Linked DNA regions of Homo sapiens: region 1 is linked to region 2. Evidence: read pairs that join two places in POLR2A ChIA-PET (ENCODE). Cell type or tissue: Panc1. All regions are shown on one strand.

Evidence for each region. ChIA-PET counts read pairs that join two places held together with the same protein. Peaks named below come from ENCODE experiments on the same cell type or tissue, not always from the same donor. Only the 100,000 strongest peaks of a DNase experiment are listed, where the experiment ranks them.
Region 1: POLR2A ChIA-PET joins it to region 2 with 8 read pairs; 3 of 35 experiments call an interaction of 5 or more read pairs at or near these places.

The regions. Positions count from the first base shown.
Region 1 is chr22:35,996,308-35,998,807 of GRCh38, forward strand. All of the region lies in intron 1 of RBFOX2 (RNA binding fox-1 homolog 2), which reads right to left. Among named protein-coding and RNA genes, the nearest start is that of RBFOX2, 31 kb to the right of the region's middle. In Panc1, no CTCF peak of the experiment used is centred here; a DNase peak (open chromatin) is centred at 1,311.
Region 2 is chr22:35,851,946-35,854,445 of GRCh38, forward strand. All of the region lies in intron 2 of RBFOX2 (RNA binding fox-1 homolog 2), which reads right to left. Among named protein-coding and RNA genes, the nearest start is that of APOL5, 140 kb to the left of the region's middle. In Panc1, no CTCF peak of the experiment used is centred here; no DNase peak of the experiment used is centred here.

The DNA.
Region 1 (2,500 bases), 140 kb after region 2:
TTATCTTAAAAAAAATATCTGTAAGGCTGGGCACGGTGGCTTATATCTGTAATCCCAGCACTTTGAGAGGCCAAGGTGGTTGGGTCACTTGAAGCCAGGAGTTCAAGACCAGCCTGGCCAACATGGCGAAACCCCATCTCTATTAAAATCAGCCAGGCATGGTGGCAAGTGCCTGTAATCCCAGCTACTCAGGAGGCTGAGGCATGAGAATCACCTGAGCCTGGTAGGTGGAGGTTGCAGTGAGCTGAGATTGTGCCACTACACTCCAGCCTAGGCAACAGAGCAAGAGCAAGACTCTGTCTCAAAAAAAAAAAAAAGAAAAAAAAAAGCTGTAAAGGCAACTGTAAAGGCAAGACACCTTTGACTTGAATAAAGCTCTTAAAAAGAGAAAAAAAAGTCACCAGGAAATATGAGGCTGCTGAGATCTAGCAGAGAAATAGCCCCAAGGAAAGAGAGGTTGCTCTATGGTTCCTTACACGATAATATTATAAATGCTTTGTTGATTAAGGAAGAAATGTCAGAAGAGTGTTTATTTGCACAGCTAGAGGGCAACCAGCCTTAGGATGTCTAATCCCCTTTCCTATCAGCCAAAAAGATGTAGATCTCCACACATCAATCCTGAGGTCCTGAAGAAAATGGTGACTGACACCACAAGTCCAGATACTGTGGTAAAATGAAGAGCAGGTACCTTTCCTAAGAAAGAACTTCTCAGAGTTTGATAGGTAAGGGAAGAATAGGGATTTACTGGCATTTGATACAAACTAATATTGATTTAATGGGCTCTGATAATATGAGACTTAGGAAACTAATAAGCATTCTCCTCTACCTGGTCTTAACACACCCAGACATCCACCCTTCAAAATCCCTGGGCTTACAGCTCAAATGGTTTTGATCAACACATATTCCTCAGTGGTCAGTCTTGGATTCTACAGTTCTTTCAGACATTCACACAATAGAAGCGGTCATACCTTAAAATTTACCAGCCAAACCATACATGAGAATAGAAGAACTGCTGCCTTCAGAAGTCTAGAGATATATTTAAAAGCCAACAAAATCTCCTCTAACTCTCTCAGCTGCCCACCTGCCATCAATAACACTGTTCCTAAAGTAAGGTACAAAGGTTCAAAATCCCTCTATGCATTCTCTGCTCCCTAGTGTGGCCCTGTCACTACAGAACTTCAATTATTTCTTCCACAAATATTTTTAAATACTGTATTTACATTCCATCTCATTTCAATATATATAAGACCTCTTGCAACTAATTGCCAAAGAGAGCCACAGGAGATCCTGTAAATAGTGGAAGGAACTGAGATGCGGAGGGAGTATAGAGGAAAGTCTGAGTCAGCTCCCAAGGCCAAAGGAACACTTCCCTTGGCCTCCCAGGCTTAACATTAAAATAACTGTCGGATGCAGTGGCTCACACCTATAATCCTAGCACTTTGGGAGGTTGAGGCAGGAAGATCGCTAGAGCCCAGGAGTTTGAATCAGCCTGGGCAACACAGTGCCTAGGCTATAGTGCCTCATGGCTACAAAAAATAAATAAAAAATTACCCAGACATGGTGGCACACCTGTAGTCCCAGCCACTTAGGAGGCTTAGGTGGGAGGACTGCTTGAGCCTGAGAAGTCAAGGCTGCAGTGAGCCGTGACCGAACCACCACACTCCAGACTGGGTGACAGAGTGCGACCCTGTCTCAAAAAAATAAAATAATGACATCTTTGTTAAAAAGATGTAAAAGTCAGAAAAAGTTTTTCAGTTGCCTTAGCTAACATTTTGCATCTCCCTCTTTTTCTCCTTTATGCTTCTCCTTTCCAAGTGTACAGCAAATCTAGAATTTTATACTAAATTCTGATACAATTTTATATTATATATAGTTTTATCTTTCCCACCAATACAATAGCAAGGTATGACCCTATACCATATTTTACACCATCAACTTACCTTATTTAATTTTGGCTGAGTTTGTATATCATCTAACCAACTCAATCAAAAGCCCTTACAGACCATCTCCTAGATCTTACATTTCCTGCACACACTACCTCACATAGAGAACATCCAATGATACTTCTTAATTAGGTTTTTTTTTTGAGACGGAGTTTCGCTCTTGTCGCCCAAGGTGGGATGCAATGGTGCGATCTCAGCTCACCGCAACCTCTGCCTCCCGTGTTCAAGCAATTCTCCTGCCTCAGCCTCCCGAGTAGCTGGGATTACAGGCATGCACCACCACGTCCAGCTAATTTTTGTATTTTTGGTAGAGACGGGGTTTCACCACGTTGACCAGACTGGTCTCGAACTCCTGACCTCAGGTGATCCACCCGCCTTAGCCTCCCAAAGTGCTGAGATTACAAGCATGAGCCACCGCGCCTGGCCAATTAGGTTATATTTCATATAAAATGAGTGCAAGAGTGAGATGGAGTGATTCAATCTAAAATGCACAAAGTGAGAAAGCAATCAAGGTGAGCCACCCTCCAGAAGACAGGAAGAAAAAAAGCATTTGATCA
Region 2 (2,500 bases):
TTCAGATGTGCTTTGCCATACCTTAAGGGATTATAATATACAGTCAGCCCTCCTTATCCTTGGGTTACACATTTGTGAATTCAACCAACTGCAAACAAAATATTTGTGAAAAGCAATAAAAAAAACCCAATACTGTATAATAACAAAAATATAATACAAATTTTAAAGACAATAGTTATAATAATTATTTACATAGCATTTACATTGTTTTGGAAATTATAATTTAGAGATAATTTAAAGTCTACAAGAGGATGAACATAGGTTATATGCAAATACTACACCATTTTATATAAGAAACTTGAGCATCTGCCAATTTTGGTATCTGCAGGGGTGTGAGAGGGTGTATCCTGGTACCAATCTCCCACAGATATGAGAGGACTATATATTCTAACAGTCTCCTGTATAGGTATTAAAATGGTAATTAAGAAATAACAAAAGACTGGGTACAGCAGCATGTGCCTGTAGTCCCAGCTACTAGGGAGGATCATTTGGGCCAGGAGTTCAAGTCTAGCCTGGGCAACATAGTGACACCTTTCTTTTTAAAAAAAAAAAAAAAAAAAGAATGTTTCTGCAATAAAACCTTATGCTAAATTTCCTCTTCTAATCAAATCAAATAATTATTAATCCTTCTTCCTCCCTGTACACTTCTGTCATTTCATACATAGCAGTACAGCAGGATGGGCCACATATACACTTATAAGCTAGTATCTTAAATCACTATTAAATCTCCTAAGATTCTTCTTGATATGAAGACTGGAAAATGATGATATGTCTTATACATCATAAAAGGCTGTAATAATGAACTATGACTGACTAACTTAAACTTCAAGAGTTAACCCAGTTCAATATTTGGTGACTTAATTATAGAGGAAATTCCCAGATGCTGTTGTATTTAAGATGAAAGACTGTAATTCAAATCCTAAAACAACTGACATAATTTAAGCATGAAAGTGATCCCCAAATGTTATTGAAGGCCTAGTCAATTTCCAGAGAAAGATTTAAATTCTTCTAGACTATACATACAAGGTGAAAAGATACGACTGATGCATTATTAAATGAAAAAAATTGCCAGGCACAGTGGCTCATGCCTGTAATCCCAGCACTTTGGAAGGCCAAGGCGAGCGGATCACCTAAGGTCAGGAGTTTGAGACCAGCCTGGCCAACATGACGAAACTCCATCTCTACTAAAAATACAAAAATTAGCCGGGCGTGGTGGTGGGTGCCTGTAATCCCAGCTACTCAGGAGGCTCAGGTGGCAGAATCATCTAAACCTGGGAGGCTGAGGTTGCAGTGACCCGAGATCGTACCACTGCACTCCAGCCTGGGCAACAAAGTGAGCCTCTGTCTAAAAAAAAAAAAAAAAGAAAGAAAGAAAAATATTATGTTGTTTAATAATGTGTTATAGTTCTATATTTGTAAATGAAATTATATAGGGGTATGCATGCATGTATGAATCTATGTGTACATCAATCAATAAATTATGTATGTAATTAGACTTTGAAAAGCAGTGCTCCAAATAAAATGAAAAAACTAAAAAATTTATTGTGTAATTAGTTAAGCTTTTATTAAGTCACATATAAGTTAGACATGTATGTATATGTATACACATATACGTAATGTATTGGTTGACATACACACCAATATATGCCATATGTCCACACATTATATATACACATACCATTATATGCCATACATATACATATATATACACACGTGTGTGTGTGTGTGTGTGTGTGTGTGTGTGTGTGTGTGTGTGTGTAGCCATTAAGACAAAACTAGTACCTCCAGGCGGTGGAATGGGGTGGTGGCTGGTTTTCGCTTACTAATTTAGAGATAAATTTCCAATCGTTCATACACATTTAAATTAGCATTAACTGCTCCTATAATTTGTTAAAAGTTTAAAGGAACCAAAACAGATTTTACTTTCAATACAAGTACTTTAAAAATTATTAATATTCCCATGGTCTCTGATTTATATGACTAGGCCAGGCACGGTGGCTCACGCCTGTAATCTCAGCACTTTGGGAGGCCAAGGCAGGTGGATCACCTGAGGTCAGGTGTTCGAGACCAGCCTGACCAATGTGGTGAAACCCCTTCTCTGTTAAAAATACAAAAAATTAGCCAGGCATGGTGGTGCATGACTGTAATCCCAGCTACCTAGGAGGCTGAAGCTGGAGAACTGCTTGAATCTGGGAGGCGGAGGTTGCAGTGAGCCGAGACTGTGCCACTGCACTCCAGCCTGGGCAACGAAAGCAAAACTCTGTCTCTAATAATAATAATAATAATAATACGACCACATTTGCTTTACCTAACATAATGTGATAACTATAAACTCTCATTTAAGACTAGAGGATATAGGCTGGAAGCAGTGGCTCATGCCTATAATCCCAGCACTCTGGGAAGCTGAGTCAGGAGGATTGCTTGAGGCCTGGAGTTTGAGACCAGCCTGGTCAACATATTAAGACCCTGCCTATAGCCCCGCCCCAAAAAAATTAGCTGG